2 separate regions of the Homo sapiens genome follow, and region 1 is linked to region 2. A link is an interaction called in ENCODE POLR2A ChIA-PET data of the cell type or tissue named here. Cell type or tissue: A673. All regions are shown on one strand. Links, peaks and the distances in the headings refer to the core of each region. The heading gives the core; the rest is flanking DNA. Region 1 overlaps PITPNC1 (phosphatidylinositol transfer protein cytoplasmic 1). Region 2 holds the start of LOC124904046 (a long non-coding RNA gene).

Evidence for each region. ChIA-PET counts read pairs that join two places held together with the same protein. Peaks named below come from ENCODE experiments on the same cell type or tissue, not always from the same donor. Only the 100,000 strongest peaks of a DNase experiment are listed, where the experiment ranks them.
Region 1: POLR2A ChIA-PET joins it to region 2 with 10 read pairs; 3 of 35 experiments call an interaction of 5 or more read pairs at or near these places.

Annotation. Positions count from the first base shown.
Region 1 is chr17:67,515,617-67,531,765 of GRCh38, reverse strand. All of the region lies in intron 1 of PITPNC1 (phosphatidylinositol transfer protein cytoplasmic 1), which reads right to left. Among named protein-coding and RNA genes, the nearest start is that of MIR548D2, 52 kb to the right of the region's middle. RefSeq lists enhancers at 1,401-2,053, 10,576-11,077, 11,078-11,581, 11,582-12,084, 12,085-12,588 and 1 more and a silencer at 2,399-2,693. In A673, for the core only: no CTCF peak of the experiment used is centred there; no DNase peak of the experiment used is centred there.
Region 2 is chr17:67,439,040-67,455,188 of GRCh38, reverse strand. All of the region lies in intron 1 of PITPNC1 (phosphatidylinositol transfer protein cytoplasmic 1), which reads right to left. LOC124904046 (a long non-coding RNA gene) reads left to right here and starts at 10,858. Exons shown (of 3, transcript XR_007065881.1): 1 at 10,858-10,937; 2 at 11,668-11,872; 3 at 13,521-16,149. RefSeq lists an enhancer at 9,111-9,669. In A673, for the core only: no CTCF peak of the experiment used is centred there; DNase peaks (open chromatin) are centred at 9,388, 10,818, 11,738, 13,518 and 1 weaker place; H3K4me3 peaks cover 483 bases; H3K27ac peaks cover 5,558 bases.

The DNA.
Region 1 (16,149 bases), core at 4,893-12,892, 77 kb before region 2:
GATGGGGGAGTGGGGCCTGAGTCTGCAACAAACTAATGAGGACTCGGGGTTATTCCCCAACAATCTGCAGGGATGCGGGTCCCCTGTCTGTCTGCATAAGAGACAGAAATAGATTTTAAATTAAGGGGGCAGATGAAATGCACAAGTCAACAGTGCAGTTAGTTTCACAGCTGAGAAGACACATGTGCCCGAAGGTTTCTCTTTCATTCTGAGGCAGGAGCAGGGACGGGAGTGTGAAGAAGCTCTGAAAGGCTCTGGTCTGCAGCCAGCCCTGGGGACCGAGCCCAGTAACCATGACAATGGAAGCAAGCTGCCGTCTGGGTCTTCTCGAAGGACTGTGTCTCCTATCTGTGCCACGCCCCTCTCCAGAACGGTCACATGAAAACGCTTTTAACGTGAGCGTATGTGTGCACGTACCTGTGTGTGTGCACCTGTGCTTGCAGGAAGTGGGCAGCACTGGGGATAAGACCAGGAAAAGGAAAAATAAAATTTAAAGATGAAATCCTCTTTTTTTTGTTTGTTTGAGACAGGGTCTCACTCTGTCACACGGGCGGGACTACAGTGGTGTGATCTCAGATCATTGCAACCTCCGCCTCCCAGGCTCAAGCAATCCTCCCACTTCAGCCTCTTGAGCAGCTGGGACTACAGGTGCGCACCAGCACGCCCAGCTAATTTTTGTATTTTTTGTAGAGACAGGGTCTCACCATGTTGCCCAGGCTGGTCTTGAACTCCTGGGCTCAAGCAATTTGCCCATTTCAGCCTCTCAAAGTGCTGGGATTACAGGCATGAGCCACAGTGCCCAGCCTGAAATCAATTTTTAAAATTAATTTTAGGATCAGAAGCTTGACTTCTCTTCCCTTAGTCCAGTACTGCTTTGACTTTTGCTCGTAAAGGCTAACACTCTTTCAAGGAGGAAGACAATAAGAAAAAGTTTACACATTGCAGATTTGTGAGCTCTACCTGTGAGATCAATATGCCACCTTATACAGATGGGCACACACTACCCAGGGGGTGGAGATTTCACTGACAGTTGCTTTGTACTTGGGGCTCAAAAAATAAATGTTTACATGCAATGGGATATTATTCAGCCATAGAATGGAACAAAGTACTGATACTGCCTAATGTTGTTAAAGGTTGAATTGTGTCCCCGCAAAATACATACTGTGAAGTCCTGACCCCTAGTAACCCAGAATGTGACCTTATTTGGAGATAGGGTCTTTACAGAAGTAATCATGTTACAATGAGGTCATTAGGGTAGGCCCTTATCCAAAATGCCTGGTGTCCTTATAATAAAGGGAAACTTAGACAGGGACACAGGCAGGCATAGAGGAAGATGATGTGGAGAGAAAAATGGCCATCTATAAAGCCAAGGGTTGGTCAGGCACAGTGGCTCACGCCTGCAATCCCAGCACTTTGGGAGGCTGAGGTGGGCAGATCACAAGGTCAGGAGATAGAGACCATCCTGGCGATCACGGTGAATCCCCACCTCTACTGAAAATACAAAAAAATTAGCCAGGTGTGGTGGCGGGTGCCTGTGGTCCAGCTACTTGGAAGTCTGAGGCAGGAGAATGGCGTGAACCCAGGAGGCGGAGCTTGCAGTGAGCAGAGATCACACCACTGCTCTCTAGTCTGGATGACAGAGCGAGACCCCATCTCAAAAAAAAAAAAAAAAAAAAAAAAGCCAAGGGTTGAGGTCCGAACCGGATCCTTCCCTCACCCCACAGCCTCCAGAAGGAACCAAGCCTGCTGACACTTTGATTTCAAACTTCTAGCCTCCAGAATTGTGAGACAGTAAATTTCTGTTTGTTTGTTTGTTTTGAGACAGGGTATCATTCTGTCGCCCAGACTGGAGTGCAGTGGTGCGATCTTGGCTCACCACAACCTCCGCCTACCAGGCTCAAGTGATTCTCCTGCCTCAGCCTCCCAAGCAGCTGGGATTACAGGCGCACGCCGCTACGACCCGACTAATTTTTATATTTTTAGTAGAGACGGGGTTTCACCATGTTGGCCAGGCTGGTCTTGAACTCCTGACCTCAAATGATCCACCCACCTCAGCCTCCCAAAGTGCTGGGATTACAGGCATGAGCCACTTGCTCCTGGCCCCAAATTTCTGTTGTTGAAGCCACCCAGTTTGTGGCACTTTGTTACAGCAGCCCTAGTCAACTCATGCAACAGGTGCAGGGGTTCCTTCTGGAGCGATGGAAGTGTTTTTGGATAGAGGTGGTTTTGCACAACGTTGAGAATGCACTAGATGCCACTGATTGTTCCCTTTAACCTGGTTGATTTTATGTTATGTGAATTTCACCTCAATTTAAACAAAAGCACCGATCCTGCTTCAGAAGCAGACACCTCTAAACCAAAGTACTGCCCAGGACCTCGGTAAGGGGCTTGGCAGAAGAGCTATTTCCACCACTGGACCATCTTCAGGCACTCCAACCCACTCACGTATGAAAAACATATGGGATCAAGGTCAGTGCATGACACAGAAAAGCCATTAGCCAGACGCCAGTCAGCCCTGGCTGGGCTCAGCTCGAGTGCTTCCTGCTCAGTGGAGATGGGAATGGCCGAGGCAGCTGATTCACCAACAGCCGGTGGAGGGCTGGGCGGCCGGCCTCATTGATCATTCCAGTGGCTGCTGAATGAGCCGGCGCGGGGCAGACACTGGCATTAGCTCACTGAGACGGCGTCAGTGTGGGGGTGACCTGCAGACGCTGGGGGTGGCGGGACACTCGAGCCCAGACACCGAGATGGTCAAGGGCTCTGCAGCCGTCACTTCTTCCCCTCCTAAGGAAATCAGGCCCACTTTGCTGGTCGTGGCCATGGGAACTGGGCCATTCCAGGAGCAGTGGTTTTGTTGCTGTTTTTAAATCTCGTATTGACTCTCAGACACAAGCAGCAGTTTCTCGTTTGGGGGAGGGAGAAGAGACAGAGAGTCCTTGAACCACGTGTTTCAAAATCTCCAGAGACACTCCTAAAAATGCTGAATCTCAGGTTGTTCCAGACCTTCTCCATTCAGACTCTGGGGAGAAAAGAGTGGGAATCTTTCAGAAATGCACATAAATGCTGAGAACCGCTGCAGCAGAACGTGGTGAAGGCAGCCATCAGCACTTGCTCAGCTGTAAATGTTCTGTCTTTAGGACGCTTGTTTCTTTTTTCCTCCTTTATACTGATTTCTTACAAAGCTCCATCCCTAACTTAGTGAAAATACCATATCCCTGACCACCAGCTCCAAACAAACTTGTATGTTGAATAAAGGCCACAACATCCAAAGACATAGAAAGATTCTAAAGCCTCCAAAGCCTGAGAATTGATCGTAGAATTGATGATGATGATACAGCATCACTTTATTGATTGCCCATTAGTGCAAGGCACTGATTAAGTGCTTTATATTTCTTTTGCCTTTCTTTTAAAAGAGACAGGGTCTGGCTGGGCGCAGCGGCTCATGCCTGTAATTCCAGCACTTTGGGAGGCCGAGGCAGGCGGATCACCTGAGGTCAGGGGTTCAAGACCAGCCTGGCCAACATGGCAAAACCCCGTCTCTACTAAAAATACAAAAATTAGCCGGATGTGGTGGTGCACGCCTGTAATCCCAGCTAATCGGGAGGCAGAGACAGGAGAATCACTTGAACCCAGGAAGTGGAGGTTGCAGTGAGCCGACATCACGCCACTGCACTCCAGCCTGGGCTACAGAGGGAGCCTTTGTCTCAAAAAAACAAAAACAAAAACAAACTAAGTAAATAAAATAAATAATTTAAAAAATTAAAAGCAGCAGGGTCTTACTCTGTCACCCAGGCTAGAGTTCAGTGGCATGATCATGGCTCACCTCAGCCTCGACTTCCTGGGCTCAAGCAATCCTCCTGCCTCAGCCCCTTGAGTAGCTGGGACTACAGAAGTGTGCCACCACACCCAGTTAATTTTTATTTTTTTACTTTTGTACAGACATGGTCTCATTATGTTAGTCTCCAACTCCTGGCCTTAAGCAATTCTCCCACTTTGGCCTCCTAAAGTGCTGGGATTACAGGCGTGAGCCACTGCACCCAGCCTATATTCCTTTTTTTTGTTTTTGAGATGGAGTCTCGCTCTGTCTCCCAGGCTGGAGTGCAGTGGCGAGATATCAGCTCACTGCAACCTCCACCTCCTGGGTTTAAGAAATTCTCTGCTCAGCCTCCTCAGTAGCTGAGGTTACAGGCGCCCACCACCACACCCAGCTAATTTTTGTATTTTTAGTAGAGACGGGGTTTCGCCATGTTGGCCAGGCTGGTCTCGAACTCCTGACCTCATGATCCATCCGCCTCGGCCTCCCAAAGTGCTGGGATTACAGGCATGAGCCATTACACCCGGCCGCCTATGTTCATTCTAATCTCTCAATGATTCAGACAAGTGAGTATTGACAGACGAGGAAGCTGAGTTGCAGACAGGTTGAAGACTGTATGTTACAGAGTTTCTAGATGTCAGAATTGGGATTCTGACCCCCCACAGGCCTGTACTCATTCTAGTCCACACAACTTCAGCCCTTATTTCTTTACCAAGTTAAATGCTTTAAAAATCTAGGCCTCGTGATGATTTAAAAAGAGGGGAGGGAGGTGGCAGAAAGCTACTGCCTCTGACCTTTGCTATTGCAGAAGATGAGTAACAAAAATCTGATTGAAAGATCAAAGTTGTTTAATCTGTGCACATGTAAGGAATGGTGGAGCAATTATGCTCTAACTTTGTAAAATCTATTGTTATAATTCCAGAGTTTGGGTAATCATCATTACAGGCAATCATGACTAGAGACAGTTCCATGCTGCAGACTGAACCTCCGTGAGTTATCATCAGAACAGCTACTCCAAATAATTACCTCCATAGTCAAAAACATCATGGGATGCAGATCTTTCCCCACACACCACGCTGTACACTTGATAGAGCTGCAAAATTGGAGGCAAGGCAGAGTTGCATAATGTACTGAAGAAGCTCAGCAGTTTCACTAGTTTGAACTTTTGCAAACTCTTACATGGGGCACCATCCAGTCATTTAACTTTTTTTTTTTTTTTGAGATGGAGTCTCGCTCTCTGTCGCCCAGGTGGAGTGCAATGGTGCAATCTTGGCTCACTGCAACCTCTGCCCCCCAGGTTCAAGGAATTCTCCTGCCTCAGCCTCCCAAGTAGCTGGGATTACAGGCACACACCACCATGCCTGGCTAAGTTTTGTTATTTTTTTAGTAGAAACGGGGTTTCACCAGGTTGGCCAGGCTGATCTCGAACTCCTGACCTCAGGTGATCCTCCCGCCTCAGCCTCCCAAAGTGCTGGGATTATAGGCATGAGCCACCACACCCAGCCAAGTCATTTAATCTTGAACCTTGAATTAAAAAGGCAACCCCAAGCCAAAACTTCTGAGTACAGTAAGGGATTATCAAATGAGTGCCAACAATACCTTCAACATCATCCATGCCTGAAGAAATACTGGATCCAAAGTTCTAGGGTCAGCAGAGCTCTAAGCTATCACTGATTTTCACTTCACCCTTCCCCAACTGCTGCGTCCCAGAGTTTCTGCAAAGCCAGCCTCCATAACCCCCTACCCTAAAGCACCTAGTGGGGGTCATCTTCCTACCAACCAATCTCTATGCCCTCCCTTCCTGTCCTCTTTCTTTCCCTCCATTAGTCCCAATACCATTTCCAAACGTCACAATGTGAACAGCGGGAACCATGGCTTTGCAACGTAGATTCCCAAATTGGGTGGTGGTAATCCCCGCCTGGGGACCTCAAGGCCCCAGGTCAGGAAACAGAATTTATATTTACTTTGGCCTTTACCATCAAAATGGGCGGACGCCATATCACCTAACAAGCACAGAGAAACACCTGTCCCTCTGATTTCACGTGAAATCACATATTTACCCAGCTGTGAAACGTGTGTGATTCCTGCCTCACACTGGCTATGTTGGAAAAGCAGAGAGTGATATCATTTGGCTTTCTTGGGAGTTTCCTGCATTCTTCACATCACCATTAATGCTTTTGTTGAAGCCTTTCTTCCAGCTTTCTCCGCTGTTACCTCTGCTGGACCTCAAAGCACAGGGAAGCAATTGCTTCAGGAGGCACAAACCATCCACTGCAGAGAGCACCTGAAGGATAAATGACGCAGAACTCTGGCCCACCGTTGCTTCATGCCAAGTGGTGTCAAAATTCTAATTACACACAGGAAAGGAGATCCAGTGAGTCCAGATTTTGACAACCTCATCTCAGAAAGCTAGAGGTGAGAGCTGTCTCTTTTTCTGGTAATCCCACAGCACAGCTAAGGCCCTAGGACAAATGTTCTAGTCTAATGGTTGGCAAAGCATGCAGGCTGATGCCTGCTTTGTAAATAAAGTTTTATTGGAACACAGCGATGCTCATTCATTCTATGGCTGCTTTCATTTACAATGGCAGAGTTGAATACTTTGAGAGACTGTGTAACCCCCAAGGCTGAAAATATTTATTATCTGGCCCTTTATAGAAATAAGTTTGCAGACCGTTGTTCTATTCCACGGCTGGGTCCAGTCTGGGCCACCCTCAGCTGTTCATCTAGATCTGTTCTGCCCAGGACCAAAGCTATTTGCTATGTGTGGCCACTGAGCCTTTGAAGTGTGGCCCATGGAATAGAGGGATTGAATTTTAAATTTTCTTTCATTTTAATTCATTTAAATTTAAGACTGGTGCTTGATTCAGTTATTAGAAAACCTTCGGCCGGGCGCGGTGGCTCATGCCTGTAATCCCAGCACTTTGGGAGGCCGAGGCGGGTGGATCATGAGGTCAGGAGATCGAGACCATCCTGGCTAACAAGGTGAAACCCCGTCTCTACTAAAAATACAAAAAATTAGCCGGGCGCGGTGGCGGGCGCCTGTAGTCCCAGCTACTCGGGAGGCTGAGGCAGGAGAATGGCGTGAACCCGGGAAGCGGAGCTTGCAGTGAGCCGAGATTGCGCCACTGCAGTCCGCAGTCCGGCCTGGGCGACAGAGCGAGACTCCGTCTCAAAAAAAAAAAAAAAAAAAAAAAAAAAAAAAAGAAAACCTTCATATATGTTTGAAACACTTTGGGTATGTGAATCTACTTTTTCAACTGGGAATTTTATGAAATCTAAATAAAGATCAAGTACTGCCAATGAAAATTTAGCGTCTGACTTGGGAGTGCTGTTTAAGTCTAAAATGCACACTAGATTTGGAAGACTTACTACAAAAAAAAGCAAAATAGTTCATTAATAATTTTTATGTTGATTGAAATGATATTTTTGTATACTGGGTTAACTAAAATATATTTTTAAAATTAACTTCACTTGCCTTTTTTTTTCCTTTTCTTTCTTATTTTTTTAGAGACAGGGTCTCGCTCTGTCATCCAGGCTGGAGTGCAGAGGTATGACCGTAGCTCATTGCAGCCTTGACCCCCAGTGCTCAAGCGATCCTTCCACCTCAGCCTCTTGAGTCACTGGGACTACAGGCAGGCACCACCACGTCCAGCTAAGTTTTGTATTTTTTCTGTAGAGATGGTATCTTGCTATGTTGCCCAGGCTGGCCTCAAATTCCTAGCCTCAAGCCATCCTCCCGCCACAGCCTCACAAAGTTTTGGGATTATAGGTGTAAGCTACCATGAGCCAGCCTATGTGTTTCTTTCTACACACTTTTTAAAATGTGGCTATTAGAAAATTTAGGCTGGGCGCAGTGGCTCACGCCTGCAATCCCAGCACTTTGGGAGGCCGAGGAGGGTGGATCACGAGGTCAGGAGTTCAAGACTAGCCTGGCCAAGATGGTGAAACCCCATCTCTACTAAAAATACAAAAATTAGCCGGGCGTGGTGGCAGGCACCTGTAATCCCAGGTACTCAGGAGGCTGAGGCAGGAGAATCACTTGAACCCGGGAGGCGGAGGTTGCAGTGAGCAGAGATTGCACCACTGTGCTCCAGCCTGGTGACAGAGACTCTGTCTCAATTAAAAAAAAAAAAAAAAAAAAAAACGGTTTCCATGTATTTCTGAGCTGGTGAGGTGGAGCACTAGTAATTAGGGTTGCATTTGGAGAGGCCCTCCCTTCCTGAGGACTGGCTATTACCTGGGCCTCCAGAGACGTGATAATTGTTCACAGTGGGCTGTGATGGAAAGCACTGGGGTTTTAAAAATGAAAATGTGAAGCCAGCGTCCTGATTCTACCATTGACTAGCTTTGTAACCTTAGACGATTTACTTCTCTGAGCCACAGTTTATTATCATTAAAATGGAACTAATAGAATACCTCGCAAGACATGGTGAGAATCAAGTGAGAAAAAAAAAAAAACTTAAAAATTAAAATGCTTCATAAATTGTATAATAAACCTGTACACCAACTGCCCTCACCACTGCTCCTTCTAGTTGGCCACATGTCTGACTGTGACTTGCAGATCTGTTTCATTCATATCCCTGTTATGCTGCGGGTTCCAGAAAGTATAAGAGAATGAGGCATCTGCCATATACTTGTACAATGCCAAAACCAAAGGAAATCTGACCATCTGCTCAAAACTATCTTTTCCTTATGTAAAAATTTCATTAGACGGTAGTCAGATTGACTACTTCCCATAAGTATTATAAAAAGCTTGAGAATTTCCACTTAGACGAGGCAGCTAGAAGTGTCAAGTTCGTAGAGACAGAAAGTCGAATGGTAGCTGCCAGGGACTGGAAAGAGTGGGTAATGGAGTGTTTAGGGTACAGCGTTTCAGTTTAGGATGGTAAAAAAGCTTCTGGAGGTAGATGGTGATGATGGTTTTGCAACAATGTGAATGTACTGAATGTCACTGAAATATACACTTAAAATTGGTTACAGTGGGCCAGGCATGGTAGTCTATGCCTGTAATCCCAGTGCTTTGGGAGGCTGAGGTGGGAGGACAGCTTGAGCCCAAGAGTTGGTGACCACCCTGGACAACATAGGGAGATGGTGTCTCTACAAAAAACAAAAAAATAAAAACTCAGCTGGGCATGGTGGCACACGCCTGTAGTCCCAGCTACTCGGGAGGCTGAGGCGGGATGATCGCTTGAGCCCAGGAGGTCCAGGGTGCAATGCAGTGAGCTATGATCATACCACTGTGCTCCAGCCTGGGCAAGCAAGTGAGACCTCATTTTCCAAAAAAAAAAAAAAGATTAAAATGGTAAATTTTATGATATGTATATTTGATCACAATTAAAAAGGCTCAGAACTTGTCATTTTTCAGTGAGTATGGCTCATGCCTCAAGGAAACCATCTAACAATTACTTTATGATTATGAAAAAATTATTAAAGTTTATTATGAAATAATTTTTAAAATTATTTCTATTTGATGAACCTTTGGTTTAGAAGCTTCCTGAAAGGTATTGAGCCTAGAAGACGGGAGAAATATGAAAAGACTCCCCGGAGAAACAATGAATGTTACATGAGATTCCCTGATTCCTGCCATGCCAGGGGAGTTCTTTGTTTGCCGTGCCCTAAGCCTAGATGTCTTTTTTTTTTGGTGGTGGGGGATGGAGTTTCACTCTCTCTCCCAGGCTGGAATGCAGTGGTGTGATCTCGGCGCACTGCAATCTCCACCTCCTGGGTTCAAGCAATTCCTCTGCTTCAACCTCCTGAGTAGCTGGAATTACAAGCGTGTGCCACCACGCCCGGCTAATTTTTGTATTTTTAGTAGAGACAGGGTTTCACCATGTTGGCCAGGCTGGTCTTGAACTCCTGACCTCAGGTGATGCACCTGCCTCGGCCTTCCAAAGTACTGGGATTACAGGCATGAATCACCATGCCCAGCCCGAGAGGTCTTTAATATATGACCATTCTGGAGGATTCCTGTCGGTGATGCTCCCACACAACGAGGTACTGACTGCGTGCCCAATGTTGCAGACAAAGACCCGGCAGAAAGGAAAGAGTCATTAACTGAACCCAAATGAGTTCTGATCCGGTCTCAATGAGAACACATTCCTCAATGAACATGAATGTCACATGAACATCACATTCACAGTCGACCGTCTCCAGTTGCTCCTTATCCCGAAGTTCTGCCCGAGAGTAACTCTACAGTGAGACCAATTCCAATTGCTTTTTCCTTGGGAAAGCAGCGTGTATTTTTACCTCCAACAGCTGGATCTGATTTGGGTTCTGCCCAAGCTAAGAACATGACTGGCTAAGCCCCAGTCTTCCAGGCCCTGTGATTCAATGTGTAGATTTCTCCATGTAGACAGGAAGGTTAAAAAATAATAACAAAAAAAAAAGGTGTAAAGTTCTTGGGTGTTTTGTCAGATGTCTCTCAGCCTGGTCAATAAACCATGAAAACCAATATCCGATCCCACAAAGAAAATACAAACCTGCAGCTCATATTTCAGGATATCAGTGCATCATCACATATTTATCTTTTCTCTTGAGTTTTTATAAGCAGCCCTCGGAGGTGTCTTGTTTACGTAATACCTGTGTCATTATGCCAGGGTATGGGAATGAAAAAACTGATAAAAAGATTTAAGAAGCTGGGTTATCAACATTTAATTCAAAAAATCCCCCTTTTGTGACAAACTAATATAAACTGTATTGGACGCTGATGCTTAACCTGTCCTAAGTTCTGGACTGAACTGAATAGAAATAGAGCAACTGAAATCCAAGGGAAGGGCTCAGGCTATGCTTCCTGCTGGTACCAGCACAACCTCTATCCTGCTGTTGCTGCAAAACTGTGCAAATCGCCTCAAGGGTACTTGACCATGGAGGAGCATAATCTACTTGACTGAGTACAGGAGAGTAACAATAGTCTTCATAGTCTATGCAAGTAAGAGTGCATGTATATTTTTGCTGCTTCTTCCAACACTGACTCGCTTTTAGGGGTGATGTTCTAGCCCCGAGAATTCACTTGACTCATAAATTGAAAAGCCGAGATGATAACATGCAGCACTTACAGGTTACTTTATAAGCACTGGCTAAGGCAGTGGGTGTCATGTCCTTGTATTTATAAATGACAAGCTGAGCAAATTAGCCATTAGTGGGAGCCCATGAAGAATGATTAAGAGAGCAAAGACAGGAACTGCCAGAACTCAACTCGAAACCACAAGGGCAGTTGGCTCTAGAAGCAGAACATGGGATTTCTTCATACGTTGGCTGTGGGGACGGTCTCGGTTCTTAAGAGTCCTGTGCGCTCCCGTTCATCACTCAACATGCATTTCACGTGTATGCCAAGCCCTGTAGATGCTAGAGGCAGAGCTGCAAACAAGATACACTTGGTGTCTGGCAAAGAGGGGGATTTCTTGAGCGTTTCTGCCTTGAAGACAGAAGACTGAAGGAAACTGATGCATTCATCAGAGCTCTCAAACGATTTGCCAGGAAATGTGAAACCGATCGCAACTCAAGTTAATGGAGAGGTTTGCTGACAAGTCTGACCTTTAGTAAGCAATCAAGGCTCTTGTGTTTACTACAGAACATAAACCCACAGTCAATCACAAGACCAAAAAGAGGGAAAATCAAGATAGAGCTTTCCCAGGACACATATCCTGCGCCATCCGCTTGTGACCTCTTTGTCATCTCTGTAACCTTAGCCCCATAAACAGAGATGTTCGCAGCAGAGAGGTCCATCCACTACCAAGGTAGCAAGGCCTTTCCAGGATGAAAAGAACCGTTGTTTGTGAAGCCTAATGCACCCATCAACCCTTCATGAAATCCTTAATGAAAACGGCTGGTAGCATCAAGGGAAGCCGCAGTACCACTTAAAAGCAGAAATCTTTCAGGAATGACAGCAATTAGTTTCAGCATCTTTGAGACCTTCTGAGAACAGAGGGTAAAGGAAATGCAAAGAGAAGCACTTGCTGCTTCAGGTACAATTGAACAGCGGGAGTTCTTAATGTCTTGAAAGAGTTATTCAAGGCACTTCATGCCTAGACAAACAAGATCTCAGTGATATTTGAGGGTCACTGGACTCCTTTGCTTACCTAAATGCTGACTGGCTTGGCAAGTGGTTTTGGGGTTCTGGTAACTACCTAGCAAGGCTGGGAGAGGGTTATATATGTGGATTGTATATGTAGATTGAGACTTGGAAAGTTCCAGCATCTTTGCTCACCCTACTTAGGAGAAGCTCCAGGTTCCAGAGGCATGGATGGCACTTGTAGCCAGAGAGGGTGTATGGCTGGTTGCAGGGAGGCACCATTCATTCTTAGGCCATAGTTGGCCTAAGAGTGTTTCCTCCTTGGTAAAAAGAAGCAGATAGCAGATTGAGGAAAGCAAATGGGTGTCAACTCCTGCTCTCCTGAGGTCGTCAGTGAAGACAGGGAAAACAGTAAGTTTGGTATATTTCCAGAAATTGCTACATTTAAAAAAAATCTATCTTCTGCCTGGGCATGGTGTCTCACATCTGTAATCCCAGCACTTTGGGAGGCCAAGGCAAGAGGATTACTTGAGGTCAGGAGTTCGAGAACAGCCTGGCCAACATGGTGAAACCCCATCTCTACTAAAAATACAAAAATTAGCCAGGTGTGGTGGTGCACGCCTGTAGTCCCAGCTACTTGGGAGGCTGAAGGAGGAGAATTGCTTGAACCCAGGAGGCGGAAGTTGCAGCGAGCTGAGATCGTGCCACTGCACTCCAGCCTGGGAAACAGAGCAAGACATCATCTCAAAAAAAAAAAAAAAAAAAAAAACAGAATGCTGCTGTGAACATGAGTATACAAGAATCTGAGTCTCTGCTTTTAATTACTTTGAGTACAGACCTAGAAGTGGAATTGCTCAATCATTTGGTAATTCTATGTTGAACTTTTTGAGTAACCACCAAACTGTTTTCCACAGTTTTACATCCCTACCAGCAATGCAGGAGGGCTCTGATTTCTCCACATCTCCACCAACACTTGTTTTACATTTAAAAATACTTTTAGGGAAAGGGTCTTGCTCTGTCACCCAGGCTACAGTGCAGTGGTGTGAAATAGCTCACTGCAGCCTCAAACTCCTGGGCTCAAGTGATCCTCCCACTTCAGCATCTGGAGTAGCCGGGACTACAGGCACACGGCACTATGCCTGGGTAATTTAAAAAATTGTAGAGATGGGTCTTGCAATGTTGCCCAGGCTAGTCTCAACTGATCCTCCTGCCTCAGCCTCCCAAAGTATTGGGATTACAGGTGTGAGCCACCATGGCTGGCCCATCATTTTCCTTTTTTTGTTTGTTTGTTTGTTTTTTTGATAACCACCATCCTAACAGGTGTGACATGATTACAGGATGTTTTAAAGTCAACTGTAGGTTCTCTCTTGGATCACTTATTCTTGCAAAGCCTATTTTAGGTGGAGCTTGGGTATTTCACATCCTTCTTCCAAATAAGTACTGAAACAGCCCTGGTAGAGATTTCAACCCCATTATTTATTTAAACCAGAAGAGTCAATCAGTAGGGTCCTGATTAAACACTGATAAACTAAGATGGTTAATTCTTAGGGGGCTGGAAGGCATCCCCTGGAAATATTCTGTTTGCAAACATAAGTTTAATTCAGTAAATCTCTTTAATGTCAAAAAGGTCCAGACACCTTTACAAACAGTTAAATCACTCTTTGTAAGGGCACCACAAAGAGGTAGCTATGAATTAGTACCTTAGGGAACCCAGGAGTGGTGGTAGGCATGACCTGAAACAGCACTTCTATTTGTTATAGAAGCTGTTTTCAGTATTATTTTGATGGCCCATCCAGGAATGTAGCAAATTACAGAATCACAACATAGAAGGCAGCCGAGTCCTACAGCGTTTACTTACGAATTGCATGTATATAATTTATATTCAACAATTTGGGGTGAAAAAGCCATTCTTGACCATTTGCATTTTTCATGTTTTCCTTGCAGATCAAGTCACTTTTTATTCTATTTTAGGTGACAGCTACGCTGGAAAAAGTAATCTTAAAGATGACTTTAAGCTCTGTAGTTGAGCATATAGATGTTTCCCATACTTTTTTAAAAAAAATATGCAATTCGGTGGCTTTTAGTATATTTGCAAGGTTGTGAAATCATCACCGCTATCCAATTCCACATTTTCATCATCTCCAAAAGAAACTCCATACCCACTAATAGTCATCCCTGATTCTCTTCTCCTCCCAGTCCCAGCAACCACTAAGTTACCTTCTGTTTCTATGGATGTGGCCATTCTGAACATTCATATCAATGGAATCATACAATACATGGCCTTTTGTCACTGACTCCTTTCATTTAACATGTTTTTAAGATTCATTCATGTTTAGCATGCATCAGTACTTCCTTTTTATTACTGAATAATATTCCATTGTATGGATATACCACATTTTGTTTATCCCTTCATCAGTTGATGGACATTTGGGTGGTTTCCACCTTGTGGCTATTATGAATAATGCTGCTATGAGTATTTGTGGGTGAGTCTTTTGAGGACGTATGTTTTCATTTCCCTTGGATATGGAATTACTGGGTCACATGGTAACAACATGTTTGACCATTTGAGGAACTGTCAGACTTTCCTCCATAGCAGCTGCAACATCTCATATTTTCTTTTGATAGTTTTAAGTTATGTACAGCAACAAGAAAGCCATAAGCAATAAGAAAGCAACAAGAAAGCCATAAGCAATAAGAAAGCAATAAGTGACTTCAAGAGTAAGCTAAAGGACAAGTGTGGTTGTCCAAGTCACTGTTTTATGTACTTGGCCACATCATCCATTGAACAACGATCGCAGGCAGCTCTCCAGCCACATGGCATCTTTTCATTATGCCTCAAGGACAATGAAGAGCTGAACTTCACATTACAATCAGAGTGAGAAGCTAAGACATCGTGTCCAAATGTGCTAATTACACAGCATTGACAGAAAGGGTGCAAGGGGTAGGAACAGAGCAGCATGGGGTACTGTTGTTGGTGGGGGGTGCCACATGGAAAATTAGGCTTGATCTGTGCATGAATAGAAACTAGCATGGCTGGGCGTGGTGGCTTATGCCTGTAATCTCAGCGCTTTGGCAGACAGATCACCTGAGGTCAGGAGTTTGAGACCAGCCTGGCCAACATGGCAAAAACCCCATCTCTACTAAAAATACAAAAATTAACCAGGCGTGGTGGCGGGCGCCTGTAATCTCAGCTACTTGGGAGGCTGAGGCGGGAGAATCGCTTGAACCTGGGAGGTGATTGCAGTGAAGATGGCGCTACTGCACTCCAGCCTGGGCGACTGAGCTAGACTCCATCTCAAAAAAGAAACTAGCATGGCAAGAAAGAACGGGGAGGTCACTGCCTGCAAGCAAGCTCTGGAAATCTACTTGCTCACAGCAAAACTTCACTACCTCACTAGGACCCCTGCAGATGCATGACAGAGTCATCTTAAAAGCTGCCATACAGAGCCCTGGCTTCTATAGGTTCAGCACAGTTCTAAAATATTTATACTATTTAATCCTCACAACAACACAATGAGGAAGGTAGCGTTTTAAATCCCTATTTGACAAATGAGGAAACTGATACACAGAGGTTAAGTCACTTGCCCAATGTCACCCAGGTAGTAAGTAGTAGAGCTGGGACTTGAACCCAGCCCGTCTAGCTGCAGCATGCACTCAGGCATTAATCTCCTTGGCCACTTGTTTGACATGCAGATAAAAAGGCTAGGTGGATGAAAATGTCACAGTTAAGTTTAGTGACTGCTCACTCCTGCATGTTGCTGACAGTTTCAGGTTGATGGTAAGAAGAGTTCTTTTTTACCAAAGAGATGAGAGAGCAGAGCCAAGGAGAGCAAAGAGAGGAGAGGTCACAGGGGAAGTAACCCAGGGGTACAAAATCAGAAGCCAAGAGCCTGAGATCCTCAATCCTGCTCCTAGAAGGTCTTCCTCCTACATAAATTCCTGCACACAACCATGAAAGGAAGCACAGCCGCCCATCAAAGTCCTTGAGACTTGAAAGTAAAAATTACAATTAATTAGTCCACCTAATTTGGACTCACAAAATGCGTGGGTGGGAGAGATTCCTGCAGCTGACAGCTGATGTGACAGTTATTTCATGAAAAGGAAAGCAGAACGTCCCTGCCTTTGGATTTGAATGTTTCCAAATGTGATTCCAAGCCCTCGCCTGAAACAATACTCAGGACAAGTGCTGAATATAGATATTCTGTGGGAGAAAAATCCCTTCCGCTTGCCCAGTCAACCTCAAGTGTAGGAAAATGAGCCGGAATATCCACTTCTCTTCATCCTCCTTCAGAGTTCGTCCAGTAAAGGCAGCCGGCTCCACGCC
Region 2 (16,149 bases), core at 5,558-13,557:
TAATAGGTGAAAAAGATACAAAGCAGTATGCATAGTATGGGCTTGGGTTTTACTTTGAAATATGTGTAGGCTGGGTACAGAGGCTCACACCTGTTAACCCAGCACTTTGGAAAGCCAAAGCAGGAGGATCACTTGAGCTCAGGAGTTCAAGACCAGCCTGGGCAACATAGCAAGACCCCATCTCTACAAAAAATAATAAAAATTAGCCAGGCCTGGTGGCATGCAGCTGTAGTCCCAGCTACTCAGGGGGCTGAAGTGGGAGGATTGCTTGAGCCCTGGAGGTGGAGGCTGCAGTGAGCTGTGATTGCACCAGTGCACTCCAGCCTGGGTGACACAGTGAGACCCTGACTCAAAAAAAAAAAAAAAAAGGAAAATAAAAAATAATGAAATATGTGTATTATGTACACAATTGTCTGGAAGGCTATGGGGCAACATACTACTCATGAAACGTCTCTGGATGGTGGAGATTCTGAATGGCTTTTGTTTTATTGTGCTTTTTTGTGTTTTCCAAGTTTTCTGCAGTGAACATATGGTGCTTTGCAATTAGGAAAAAAGCAATCATCGTTTCTAAAGTAAACGGCAATAATTCAAGTTCATACTCCAATGCAGGGTCCACAAACTATATCCTGCAGGCCCTGCCACCCGTTTTCATACTGCCCATGACTTAAGAATGGTTTTACATTTTTAAATGGTTGAAAAAAAATCAAAAGAAGAATAAAAAGTATAATATGTCATTCTAAATCTTTGTGTTTAATCTATACAGCAACTCTGTGAAATAGGTACTATTATTCATTTTATAGATCAGGAAACCAAAGCTTTTAGATGGGTTATGTAAGTAGTGAAAGATCACATAGTTAATAAGTTGTTGAGCTGGAATTCAGACCCCAGAGTCTTACCCTAGAGCCTGTCCTCTTTTGGGTTTTGTTTTTTTTTTTTTGAGAACGGAGTCTTGCTCTGTGTCCCAGGCTATAGTGCAGTGGCACAATCTTGGCTCACTGCAACCTCTGCCTCCCGTGTTCAAGCGATTCTCCTGCCTCAGCCTCCCAAGTAGCTGGGATTACAGGTGCCCGCCACCAGGCCCAGGTAATTTTTGTATTTTTAGTAGAGACGGGGTTTCACCATGTTGGCCAGGGTGGTCTCCAACTCCTGACCTCAGGCGATCTGCCCGCCTTGGCCTCCCAAAATGCTGGCGATTACCGACGTGAGCCACCACGCCCAGCCCGAGCCTGTACTCTTAATGTGCTTCCCCCATGTGAAAAGTTCCCCAACAAATCAAGGGCAAATCAAGCCAGTACATTCTGGTGAATTCTCAGGAGGGAAGACCACTGCATATCAGAGAAGCTTTGTAGAAGAATGAGGCCACATTTCTACCATGATGATAGGAAACATTAACTCTGAACTTCCAATTAAGCAAAATGTTTTCCTCCCTCAAATAATTCAATTCTTCTCATTAGCAGACTTGTGTTACAGAAAATCGTACCCCATTACTATGTTTGGAGTTTCATCGATAAAAATTCATGGAAATTTGTTTTGTCTGTCGTTATGTAAGCACCTCCACAACGTCGCTGATGTTTTCTCTTGGCCCACAAAGCCTGACATATTTGTTTACTCTCTTTACAGAAAATGTTTGCAGACCCCTGCTCTAATTAACACAAAGAAAGAGGGCAGAGGGGAGTGGCAGGCGGTCACGGTATTGATGAGAATAATTCCCCACACCTGGAACTACAGAGTAGCCAATAACCCAGCTGGTTCTCTCCCAAGCTGCTCCACAAGCTCTTAGTCATTTCGAGATTGAGTTTCTTTCCTCCTCCTGCTCTGTCTATATTTTCTCCATTACCTCTCACCAAGGGGTAAGCAAAGCAAAGGAAAAAAAAGTAAAACTTAGTTCACTCAAGTTTAATACTACTTAGAAACTGACAAAAGGGAAGAGATTTGACTGGTACCTCATCTTTTGAGTTGATTCACCACTGTTTTCTGTTACCTAAAATATTTGAAAATTGGCCACTCCTACAAAGTATCAGTTTGCTCATTCACTCAACAAACCCTAAGCATTTTCCATGTACCCTGCCCCCGGACACAATACTGGATCAATCAGCTAGACAGAGTAGCTCACAGGTGAGCAGAAGCTTTATATATATAACAGCACAACACAACATGTTCTATAATGGAAAGCAGTTTTAAAAGAGTACAGGAAATGCAAAGTAAAACCACAGTGAGATACCACCACACACTCATTAGAATCGCTACAAACAAAAGACGGATAATACCAAGTACTGACAAGGATGTGGCAAACCCAAAACGCTCATATGTTGCTAGTGAGAGTAAAAAAATGCAAGAACTACTTTGGAAAACAGCCTGGCAATTTCTTTATAAGTTAAACATAAGTTTAATATAAGACCCAGTGGCCAGGCCCAGTGGCTCACGCCTGTAATCACAACACTTTGGGAGGCCGAGGTGGGTGGATCATGAGGAGTTCGTGACCATCCTGGCCAACATGGTGAAACCCTGTCTCTACTAAAAATACAAAAATTAGCTGGGCGTGGTGGCGCACGCCTGTAGTCCCAGCTACTTGGGAGGCTGAGGCAGGTGAATCACTTGAACCCAGGAGGAGGAGGTTGCAGTGACTCCAGCCTGGCGACAGAGTGAGACTCCATCTCAAAAAAAAAAAAAAACCCCAGCAATTCCACTCCTTAAAGTATCTTCCCAAGAGGAACGAAAGCACATGTCCATCCAAGAATTGTATACAAATGATCACAGCAGCAATATTCACAGTAGCCCCGAATTAGAAACAAATCTCTATCAACTGGTGATGAATAAACAAAATGTGGTACATCCCTATAATGGAATGCTATTAGCAGTAAAACAAGAACCAGCTATTGGCCAGGCATGATGGCTCCCGCCTGTAGTCCCAGCACTTTGGGAGGCTGAGGCAGGCAGACTGCTTGAGCTCAGGAGTTCGAGACTAGCCTGGGAAACATAGTGAGACCCCCGTCTATACAAAACAAAAATACAAAAATTAGCCAGGTGTGGTGGCATGTGCCTGTAGTCCCAGCTACTCAGGAGGATGACGTTGGGAGGATCACTTGAGCCCAGGAGGTGGAGGCTGCAGTGAACTGTGATTGCACTCTAGCCTGGGTGATCACAGTGAGACCCTATCTCAAAAAACAACAACAAAAAAAAAACCCAACCACTGATGCATTCAACAACACGAATGAACTCAAAAACTTTATGTTGAGTAAAAGAAGCCAGTCTCGGCCAGGCGTGGTGGCTCAGGCCTGTAATCCCAGCACTTTGGGAGGCCGAGGTGTGCGGATCACGAGGTCAGGAGATTGAGACCATCCTGGCTAGCATGGTGAAACTCCATCTCTACTAAAAATACAAAAATTAGCCAGGCGTGATGTGGGCACCTGTAGTGCCCGCTACCCTGGAGGCTGAGGCAGGAGAATGGCATGAACCCGGGAGGCGGAGATTGCAGTGAGCCGAGATCGCGCCACTGCACTCCAGCCTGGGCGACAGAGCGAGACTCTGTCTCAAAAAAAAACAAAACAAAAAAAAAAAAGGTCAGTCTCAAAGGACTACATGTTGTATAATTTTTATACGAAATTACTAGAAAAGACAAAACTATAGAGACGTAAATCACATCACTAGTTGCCGGGGATCAGGGTAAGAGCAAGAACTGACCACAAACAGGCAAGGAGGATGTTTAGGGGGGAATGGAAAGTTCTAAAACTGGACTGCGGTGATGGCTGCACAGATGTATGGATTTACTAAAACTTAAGAGCTTTTGTTGTTTTACTGAAACTTATTCATTTTACACTTAAGATAGGTGAGTTTATCATGTGCAAAAAAGAATTTTTAGCCAGGCACGGTGGCTCACACCTGTAATCTTAGCAGTCTGGGAGGCCAAGGTGGGTGGATCACCTGAGGTCAGGAGATCGAGACCAGCCTGGTCAACATGGCAAAACCCCGTCTCTACTAAAAATACAAATATTAGCTGGGTGTGATGGCGCGCGCGTGTAGTCCCAGCTACTCAGGAGGCTGAGGCAGGAGAATTGCTTGAACCCAGGAGGCGGAAGTTGCAGTGAGCCAAGATCGTGCCACTGCACTCCAGCCTGAGTGACAAGAGTGAAACTCTGTCTCAAAAAAAGGAAAAGAAATTAGATTCTGATATGGGCTACAGCTGAACCTTGAAAACATGCTAAGAAAAAGACGCCAGATACAGAAGAACACATAATATTGATTCTACTTTTATGAGGTACCTAGAATAGGCCAATTCATAGAGGCAGAACATAGGATAAAGGTTACCAGAGGGTGGGGGAAGGGGACATTGGGGAGTTAGTGTTTAATGGGTGGAATTTCTATTTGGAATGATGAAAAAGTTCTGAAAGTGAACAGTGATGATGGTTGCCCAGCATTGTGAAAATACTTAATGCCACTAAATTGTACAATTTACAATGCTTAAAATGGGCCGAGCATGGTGGCTCACACCTTCCCAGCACTCTGGGAGTCTGATGCGGGTGGATCACTTGAGCCCAGGAATTTGAGACCAGCCTGGGCAACACAGCGAAAATCTCGTCTCTACTAAAACTACAACAAATTAGTGGGCACGGTGGTGTGCGCCTGTAGTCCCAGCTACTCGAGAGGCTGAGGTGGGAGGATCGCTTGAGCCGGAGAGGGTGAGGCTGCAGTGAATTGTGATCACACCACTGCACTCCAGCCTGGGTGACAGAGCAAGGCTTCGTCTTCAAAAAAAAGAAACTTAAAATGGTAAATTTTTATCTTATACGTATTTTACTACAGCTTTTTTTTTTTTAACGAAGTCTCCCGTGCACCTTCAGGAGGAAGAGGGGCCTGTGACTTGCCTGTGGGCTCACTTTCAGGTGGCTATTTCTTCATCAGTTGAGTTCTTAACTGTCTCTAATTGATAGCAATTGAAGAAAACGCAGTTTGCATTCACACAGCCCATTGTCCAAATGCCTAAAGACATTAATTTGAAAAATACTGCAAGATTCATGAAACTGATTCTAAATTTACTTCTAAATCATAAGAGCAAACCTGAAATGTGGTTTTAATTGGGTTTACAGGAAGTATAAGTGTTGTTTATGTGACTTGTTCTTCTGTTTAACTGTTGGTAATCACTGGCTACTGCGCTTATCTCATTGCCAGACAGACAAGCAGTTAAGTAATTAAAATATTCAAAATCTGGCTCAGTGGCTCACCCCTGTAATTCCAACATTTTGGGAGGCCAAGGCAGAAGGATCGCTTGAGGCCAAGAGTTCAAGACCAGCCTGAGCAACATAGTGAGACCCCCATCTCTGCAAAAAGAATTTTTTTAAAATCTGAGCTAACAGAAAAAGAGTTTGTTTCCAATGCTTTCATTTTAACACTAACTGTGATAGAGGCATCAAAGAATTAACCTTTTAAAAGATAAATTAGCTTTCGTATTTGACTGTTTGGACAGCTAGCTGTATATGACAACTTTTTGTCCTTTTTCTCCACCCCAAAACAGAGAAACTTGTTGAGTTTCAATTCTCCGAGATGTCTAGATTCTAACGTTGAAGTTCTCATACAAGCAAAACCTCCCAGCAATGGTACATGTCTTGTCAAGGTAAAGACAGAAGATTTTTTTCTTTGCTATCTGTCAAGAAAATAAAAGGGTGTGCCTATTACTTTAAGTAACATTTTCTTTTTCCTTTAATGAAAAGTGTTATGCTTATTCCAGTGGCAGTTTAACAAGGAATCTCGGGTCGTCAGCAAGGCTTCAAAATAGGTGATTAGAACACTACAGGCTGATAGACTCCAAATTAAATTGACAATACCCAATCTAAGCTTCAAAAGATGTGTGTATCGGCACCACCATCAAAAGCAATTCTCTGAGTCACGTTTAACTTCTCCCAAACTCTGAGCCTTTCCAACTAGAACACGGAAAAGGAAAGAAATGCAAGATAAGGCACTTTGCTGTGTCACTCCTTAGAAAGTCAGAGAAAATTAAATAAGTACAACCAAATGGATTTATTGCTTGGGTGACGATCTTCAAGTGACAGGGAAAAAGAATAAGAAAATAAAAATGTTAGCACTGAATAAGGAGCAGAACAATAAATACTTAGAAGATCAATGTACCTGGCTGAGCATGCTGGCTCATGCCTATAATCCCAGCATTTTGGGAGGCCGAGGCGGGAGGATTGCCTGAGGTCAGGAGTTCGAGAGCAGTTCGGCCAACATGGCAAAACCCCGTCTCTATTAAAAATACAAAAATTAGCCAGGCATGGTTGCATGCAACTGTTATCCCAGCTACTGGGGAGGCTGAGGCAGGAGAACCACTTGAACCCGGGAGGCGGAGGAGATCGTGCCACTGCACTCCAGCCTGGGTGACAGAGCAAGACCCCATCTCAAACAAACAAACAAATAAACAAGAAAGATTGATGTACCTGCCTCTCCAGCCTAGTAAGTATGGCCTAGGTAAGTATGGTGATTTTGACTGTGGAAGGTGAGAAAGAACTTTGCACCAGAAGATAAGAGCCCACAGGAAAGACTGGAAGCACTGGACTCTGACAGAAGAGAATGGTCCAGTGGTTCTAGAGGGGTTCTAGAGAATGGTCCAGTGGAGCGGAGAAACGGAGGTGAGATTAATCAAGGTAGAGACCAAGATAAAGCATGAAGCACCCCCAACGGCAGGTTCATGAACGAGGACCACCAAGCGGTTTTCTAGGCTGCAGCTACATGCCAGCGAAGAAGTCTCTGCACCCTCTCCTGCAAGTCAGGGAAGCTGCCCCAGTTCTCAGAGCACCTGGTTCCAGGTGATCAAATCACTTTCCTCTGGGTAGAAGAACCCCCACATCCACACACTCAGTGACACATAAAGACTGTGACCAAAAGCAAATGAAAACACCTAAATTAAGCCCCCAAAATCATTTAAAATAAGGCTTTATAGAAAAGTCATGCAGCCGGGCGCAGTGGCTCATGCCTGTAATCCCAGCACTTTGGGAGGCCAAGGCGGGCGGATCACCTGAGGTCAGAAGTTCGACACCAGCCTGACCAGCATGGAGAAACCCCTGTCTCTACTAAAAATACCAACATTAGCCTGGTGTGGTGGTGTGCGCCTTTAATCCCAGCTACTCCGGAGGCTGAAGCAGGAGAATCGCTGGAACCTGGGAGGTGGAGGTTGCAGTAAGCTGAGATCGCACCACTGCACTCCAGCCTGGGCGACAGAGCAAGACCCCATCTGAAAGAAAGAAAGAAGGAAGGAAGGAAGGAGAAAGAAAGAGAGAGACAGAGAGAGAAAGAAAGAAAGAAAGAGATAGCTGGGATCCCAGAGACAGAGAGAGAAAGAAAGAAAGAAAGAGATAGCTGGGATCCCAGGTAAAAATTTCAGGAAATAAACACCTTCAAAGCAGGGGTTTGTCCCTTCATAGTATCAAAGACAACAAAACAGGCTTCCACCATTCCAAGGACTGTCGCGTAAGACCTCTGCTGACTCCAAGCAGGGATGGCACCATGTCCGAGGCACCAAAAAAGAGACCCAGGATGGGCGTGGTGGCTCAGGCCTGAAATCCCAGCACTTTGGGAGTCTGAGGTGGGAGGATCACTTGGGCCCAGGAGTTTGAGAACAGCCTGGGCAAGATGGTGAGACCCCTGCCTCTACAAAAAAATTTTAAAATTATCTGGGCGTGGTGGTACATGCCTGTAGTCAGCTATAATTGTACCACTGCACTCCAGCCTGGGAGACTCCATTAAAAAAGAGAGAGAGACCCGGAGCTAGTGAGGGAGACAGGGTTTATTGAGGACTTACATAAGGGGCATTCCAGGGGCAGCAGGCTGGACAGGAGAACCACTGCTGTTTGTACTAAGCATGCAGTTTATATTGTGTTTTTCACTTAGCACCCTCCCACCTAGCAACCTCCATTTAACCCAAAGCAAAGGGCCTCCATCCCCTAGGTGGCCTGCATTCCAAGGAACGAGCTAGGGGTTCGGATGTCTGTCATAGATAAGGAGTGAATCTCCAGGTTGGCCACTCTCCGATTCCTTAGCTTGGAAGTCCAAACACACATTCTTCTTAGATCCTAGGGTCATTCTTTTTTTTTTTTTTTTTTTTTTTTTTTGAGACAGAGTCTCACTCTATGGCCCAGGCTGGAGTGCAGTGGCACAATCTTGGCTTACTGCAACCTCCACCTCCTGGGTTCAAGCGATTCTCCTGCCTCAGCCTCCCCAGTAGCTGCGATTACAGGTGCCCGCCACCATACTTGGCTAATTTTTGTATTTTTAGTAGAGATGGGGTTTCACCATGTTGCCCAAGCTGGTCTCAAAGTCCTGACCTCAAGTAATCCACCCACCTCGGCCTCCCAAAGTGCTGGGATTACAGGCGTGAGCCACCACGCCTGGCCAACCTTAGGGTCATTCTTAGGATGTGCTTCGGTTATGGCTGTCAGGTGCATCTGCCATACAAGGCCCCAGATCCACCATTCAAAAACCCACCATTCAATGGACCCAGAGAGGCTTATTCTGCTGGGGACTTGGGGTGCAGGAGTTTTGAAACCTGCACAAATAGTCAACCCTCCCTTTACAAACACTAAAGTATCTCTCTTTGTCCTCCTAAGAGATTCTGGGATGGCAAGACAACAATAGGCTCACTCTGTTCTATTTCTCGTAGCATAAATTAAAAAAAAAAAAACCTTAATGAGGAAAGAAATTATTTTTGTACCATACTCCTAATGCTCAATGTCTGTGGGTTATCCTGGTGAAGCTGGCATATTCTTTTATTTTCCTTTTTTTTTTTCTGAAAACAGAAGAATTTCTTCCTTCTTTAGGCAGAAAGGACTGCAGCAAAAGAATCGGTTGTACCTTAATTTTAGAAAGTCCTGAAGAGGCAGGTCAAGAAACCAATACGGAGCACACTACCACTTGTGACCTCAGGACATGCGCACACAGAGAAGAATCAGTCAAAGAAGGCTGGGTGTGGTGGCTCACGCCTGTAATCCTAGCACTTTGGGAGGCCGAGGCGGGTGGATCATGAAGTCAAGAGATCGAGACCATCCTGGCCAACATGGTGAAACCCCGTCTGTACCAAAAATACAAAAATTAGCTGGGCATGGTGGCGCACGCCTGTAATCCCAGCTACTTGGGAGGCTGAGGCAGGAGAATTGCCTGAACCCGGGAGGCAGAGGTTGCAGTGAGCCGAGATTGTGCCACTGCACTCCAGCCTGGGCGACAGAGTGAGATTCTGTCTCAAAAAAAACCAAAAAAAATACAAAAAAAACAGCCAAAGATACCTAGAGTCTGATTGGAACTTCTGGAGCAATTTAAGCCCTATGCTCCAAATGCCTAAAGAATGGCCTCTATTTATGCACAGTTCAAAAGACCTCATTGCATCAGAAGGCAGCTTCCTGAATGAGATTGCCGCTAATTCTCTCAGCAGGAGAAATCCACTCCCATGAATAACAAAGTTTCGCTCTGTTATTCATAATAAGGATTAAACCCAGTGGGATAAAATGTACAGTTGCCAGGTCATCTTGGGGTAGGGCTGAGTATGGAAAACATGAGTTCTCATTTCTCCCCAACTAACGAATGCCTGGTAGTTGGTGCAGGTAACAGTTTCTTTAAATGCACCTGTCACAATTCCTTTTGCTACTAAAGGAGAAATTAGTTAACAAGGAAAGTACATTGAGAGACAGAACTAAAGCGCTCTACAGAAATATTACCACTGGCCTTTACTCCATGTCACAAGTGTGAATGCAACCCTTCAAAATAATACCTAGTTACTGTTGGGGCTCAGAAAGCGGTATCCCAAAATATGGCGCTTTGACATGCTGAATTGAGGAAGAAGCCTCAATGTATCTCTGATCTTCCTCCCTTTCCCATCATTTCTGTCCTCCCAAAACACAGAATAAAAGTTATTCTCTGGAGTTCCCTTATCTGCCTAACGTCTAGACCTGGCAAAAAAGAAAACAATCACCTCTGATCCATTCCCTCCCTGAGTTTTCATTAACTGAACCCATATCACAGGGCAAAACACTGAAGTCGGTCAACACACCTGGAAAGATTTTTGTCACAAACCATTGTCTGCCCAAACAGACTTTGTCCCAAGCCATTGTATGTTCTTCAAGCTCATTGAATTCCCCTAAAAATCATCTGTTACCTCCCTAAAATCATCCACACTTCCCCATCTCCTTTTCCCCTAAAAAAAACAAGACATATAAACATCTGTACCCCACTAGGATATGGGTAATCACTCTGTGTTCCTCCCTCCTCCCACAGCGCACACTAATACACTTATATACCTTGCCTTCTTTTTTTTTGAGACCGAGTCTCGCTCTGTCGCCCAGGCTGGAGTGCAGTGGTGCGATCTTGGCTCACTGCAACCTCCGCCTCCTGGGTTCAAGAGATTCTCCTGCCTCAGCCTCCCGAGTAGCTGGGATTACAGGCACATGCCACCACGCTCGGCTAATTTTTGTATTTTTAGTAGAGACAGGGTTTCACCATGTTGGCCAGGCTGATCTCGAACTCCTGACCTTGGGCGATCCTCCTGCCTCAACTTCCCAAAGTGCTGGGATTACAGGCGTGGGCCACCGCGCCTGGCCAGCCTTCTCTTCTATTAATCTGCTTTTTGTCAGTTGATTTTTCAGCAAACCTTCAGGGGACAAAGGCAAAGTTTTTTCCTTAGCCCTTGCATTACATAAAACTAAAAGAGTCTCCAGTCTGTCCCATTGCCCAAAGGCTGCCTCTCTGTCCCAGGCCTAGATTTTCCTCTGCTCACCCCCCTCCGCCACCCAGTCCCCACTCCAGATAAAACAATCTGCTCACCACATGTTGGACACATGATTTACAGCTTCCTACTTACAGACTTTCTCTGCCAAAATCCGTATTCCTCCTTCATAACTTGCTTCCAAGAGCTTCCCCGTGATCTCGGCCTATTGTGATCTCTTCTTTCCACCAGGTTCATGGTGAGTTTGCAATCAATTACAATGTTCATGTTCTTCCTTTAATAATTATATGTGAAGTGACAGTAAGGTCTAGGATTTGCTTCCAAACAATCCAGGGATGGGGGTAGCAGAGCGGGGCAGTATGACAAGAAACCTGATGAACCCACATTGTTCTAGTTGGATGATGGGTACATGTGGGTTCATCAGGCTGTTCTATTTTTGCTACAATTTTAAAGTTTCCATAGTAAAAAATCTGAAAATAATGACAGAGTTGTAAAGCTGGCTAATGACAAGACCAAAAGCCAAATCCAGGTTCTCCTGATTTTAAGACCAGTGTCGGCCGGGCGCAGTGACTCACGCCTGTAATCCCAGCACTTTGGGAGGCTGAGGCAGGCAGATCACCTGAGGTCAGGAGTTCGAGACCAGCCTGGCCAACATGGCAAAACCCCGTCTCTACTAGAAATACAAAAATTAGCCAGGCGTGGTGGCAGACGCCTGTAATTCCAACTACTCAGGAGGCTGAGGCAGGAGAATCGCTTGAACCCTGGGGGCAGAGGTTGCAGTGAGCCAAGATCACACCACTTCACTCCAGCCTGGTCAAAAGAGTGAGAATTCCCCCTCAAAAAAAAAAAAAAAAAAGACCAGTGTCCTCTCTGCCTATTGTCCTCTGTGCTTTTGTTTTTCATGGATTTTTTATGGTTGCTGTTCCTGCCTTTTTCACTGTGTCAAATTGTATTCATTTATTCATTAGACATGAAAAGCCCCGGTTGCTCGCCTCAAGGAGCTGGCAGTGGAACTAGGGACACCGGTAAACAGATAAATCACAGTCGAAAAATGAATGCAACCACCAAGATATGAATTGAGTGGAAACGAACAATTTCCTATGGGAAAACAGAACAAAGAAGCCTGCTTGCGAGAGTCTAAGAAGTCTGCCCAGCCAGTCAGGGATATCTGAGGTGAAACTTGAGAGCTAACAGGAATATTTTAGGTGAAGGGGCTTGGAGACACAATTCAGGAGACAGGGGCACAATTCAGGCAGACAGCAGAGCATGGACAAAGGTGCAGTCTGGCAGAAGTTTGATGAGGCAAGAGAGGTGGGAACAGGGCCAGACAGGGCAGGCGCCCTGGTGGGTTAGGTGGGGGCCAGATTGTAAAGGGGCTTCAACGCCAAACCGAGGGGGCTGAATTTTCGCTCCCAGCAGTCTGGATTAACAAGAAAGTGACATGATCACTGGTCGTCTGTTAGGAAGGTAACTGGCAGCTGTGTAGGTCAGAGCCCGCGGGGACTTTTGTAATAGACCAGAGCCTGGATTAGTGTGAGAGCTGGAGGTATTGCCTAGGTGTAAAATTTAAGAGGGTGCCTCAAACCTCAGCAATACAGATAAATATTATTTTAATGCATTTTTTTTAGTTTTTCTGGGACAGAGTCTTGCTCTGTTGCCCAGGCTGTAGTGCAGTGATGCAATCCCAGCTCACTGCAACCCTTCGTCTCCTGGTTCAAGCAATTCTCCTGCCTCATCCTCCAAAGTAGCTGGGACTACAGGTGCACACCACCATGCCTAGCTAATATATATATATATTTTTGTATTTTTGGTAGAGACAGGGTTTTGCCACGTTGGCCAGGCTGGTCTCAAACTCCTGGGCTCAAGTGATCCACTTGCCTCAGCCTCCCAATATGCTGGGATTACAGGCGTGAGCCACCACGCCCAGCCATAATGCATTTTTTTTTAATCAAAATGAATGCAAAGGAAATTCACGATGAAAATACATCCAAATTCTAAATAAAGATATGCTTGTTCTTGTTTGTTTTAGGGCCCTGCCTTCTTCCCCACTGGCTGCAGAATGCCCATCCCACCCTCGTCATCTCCCACCACCTCATCCACTGGGCGGGCTTACGAGGGTTGACAATAATAGGATTACAGATTGGACAACATGAGACTTTACTCATAGTCAACTTTTTTTTTCATTGTAGAGCTTCATTAACTTTTCCACTTGGTCCACAATATGGGAGGATATTTTCATGCATATATATATATATATATATATATATATATATATATATATATATGCTTATTTTCCCCTGATCCAGCTCCAATATGGTTTGGCAGGGCAGTGCAATCAACATAGCAATAAATGAGGAGAGGCAGTCCTAAAGCAATAGTAAAAGTTTAGATGGTTAAAGAGGAGAAACCAGATTCAAGCAACATTTCTGGGGCAGAAATGAAAGAATGTGGAAATACAGCAGGTGCATGAGGCTGAGGCTCAGCTTGGGCTCAGCAGAGTTTATTCTACTCAACTAAATCACAAACGCTTCAGGGGTTACAATCCCATTCTCCTATTCTTCTGTATCATTTTGCACCCAGCTCAGTAAGTTCCTGTTAACTAATTAAGTGGAAAAGAAGAGCTTAAATCCAAGGCATACATGACTGAAGCCAGGCGTGTGCAGTTCCTACTTCATACAGCCTCTCTTGCCGAACAGCAGGGCGCACTGATGAATATTCAAAAAGTAACAACTATTAATGACGACTAAGACCCTCAAAGTGTAATAAGTTATTTTAGTGACACTCTTCTGTCACTTTTCCCCATCTAATTTCACATTCTTAGGAACAGGGAGAAGAATAATTGACGTCGGGGCTTGGCTTTATGGTCTTTACAGCTGTGATCGGATTAGAAGAAAGGCTGACAAAAGTGTTGTTTCCATCCGCCTTTTACAATCGGAGAGAATGAATGAGCTGCTTTCCAGTTTTCTGTTCCAAGTATTAACTGGATTCCCACTTCACTTTGCTTCCGTGATTTCTCCTCTGCTTATGTTAGCTTCCGTCTCACACGATATGTACATAGCCCCATCTCTGCCGAGCAAATCAGAGGCTGAGCTCTGGGCTGTGGACAGTGTCAGTGACAACAAGGGTGAGTCGTCCTCAGATGAATCATCAGGTGTGGGAAATGCGTTTGAGACACTCAAAATAACTGGGGACTGATGGGTGGCGGGGGGGGGCTTAATAAATACAAGCCTGCGAGACCTAACTTCTACACGTCTTCAGAAGGCTGAGTTGCTTTGAGAGGGAGATACAGAAGATGACAATTTGCTGCCAGTGGCTGGTCCCAGACAAGGAGCTGTGACTAAACAGGAAATCAGTTACTTAGCAGTTGAGCGGATGTTTGAGTGTTCAAAGCACAGGCACAATAGCTATACTCTGATATGTCCTGTAAAGTTAAAAACAAAGCCAGGTTAACCCTGACAGATGCACCCAAGACTGATACACTTAGGTACTACCTGGTTGCATCGCCTGGGGATCTTAATACTCTGTGAATCATTATGAATTATAATATTTAAAGCTGTTGTTTATTTGGTATTTATTGGGTGTCATAATGTTCCCAGTGCTACACAGGCGTAATTTTTAAACCACCCCAAAAGTCCTGCAAGAGGTTAGGCGTGATGGCTCACGTCTGTAATCCTAGCACTTTGGGAGGCTGAGGTGGGCAGATTTCTTGAGCCCAGGAGTTAAGAGACCAGCCTGGGTAACATGGCAAGACCCCTATCCCTATAAAAAAAATTTTTTTTCAAAAAAAAAATCAGCCAGGCATGACGGTGCATGCCTGTAGTCCCAGCTACTTGGGAGACTAAGGTGGGAGGATTACCCAAGCTTGGAGAGGTAGAGACTGCAGTGAGCCATGATGGCACCACTGCACTCCAGCCTGGGCAATGGAGTGAGACCCTGTCTCAAATAAATAAATAAATAAATAAATAAATAAATAAATAAATAAATAAATAAAAAGTCTTGCAAGAGAAAACATCTCCATTTTTCAAAAGGAAGTTACAGAGGTTGAGTAATTTGCCTGATTTCACTAAGTTGGTCATAACAGAGTTTGGATTCAAACCCAGAGCAAACGAAGGCTTAGAGGGACTAGCAACTTTTCCTTTTGAGGTCTAGATGATCTTACTTTTTGTTATTAGGGGTCAAGGCCAGGATTAGAAGGAGACAAGTGAGGTTGCGTTTGCCAGTGCGGGGTTAGAGCCTGTCTTTAGCATTTTGATATTTTGTTCATTGTAGAGTATTGTGCATTAATTTTTATTTTTTAAAAATATTGCATCAAAATATTATTTACCCTGATTTTTAGTTTTTTGGTGCCATCTTAAATTTTGAGCCCAAGGGCTAGTGTTTTACTAGCCTCACTATTCTCTAGGCTTTGCTCAAGGCTACAGACAATCTGTGATCACCTGAATTAAGCCAACAGACAGTTCTCATTTCAGACAGACTTTTCATCTTCCTCCTGCCTACCTCATACATTTTACATCCCAAATTACTGCCTACTGGGAAAGAAGGTTTTGGGTTTGTTTTAACTTGTTTGTTTGCTTTTTTGTTTGTTTGTTTGTTTTTCTTTATCTTTTTCCTTGATTCATCACCGGCTGAGATACATACTATATAAACAAGAAATGTGGCAAAAGGTGGTATATCAAGAAACGGGATGCCAAAAATTTCACACAATCCGTGAACACATTTAAGCATACTTAAAAAAGAAATGTCCATCTCATCAACAAAAAATAAGTATGTAAGGTGAGAGATATGTTAATTAGCTTAACATAATAATTCAACAATGTATTCACATATCAAAATATCACCTGGTATATTATAAATATATATAATTTTTCATTTTTCAATAAATGAATGAGTGAAATGTGGAAGAGTAATGTCAGGCCCCCGCCCAAGGCTGGAGAACATATCTTTTTCTATGAGAAATTTTCTTCCATAATTGTCAGATCTTCAAACATCTGCTTCACAGAAGTGTCTCAGAGCCCTATCACAGATACAAGATTAAATAAATACCATAAGCTGAGGCTGTGGGTTGTCACTGGCAGCTGGAGGGACAAAAGTCATCTTTTTATTCCTAACCTTTTGTTTCTGCAAATGTAGTCTATTATGACATGCACAGGTATTAGGAGGGTGACGGCCATGCCAATAGCAAACACAGCTGTTTTGAATCCTATTCTGTATTTTTTATTAACTAAATACAGTGCTTGGTAAAATAAAATAAAATCAACATTAGGAGGCTCATCAATTACACAGGAGAGAAATGGTTACATAGAAATTGACATCATCCAGGTAATATATGCCTAATCAATTTCCTAAGCAAATCAGATGCTTCTGGGCTGAATTAAAGAAACACCTTTAATTAATTCAGCACCTACTGTGTGTCCGAAACCAACCAGAAACTTGTGGCCCAGGTTTCCTAG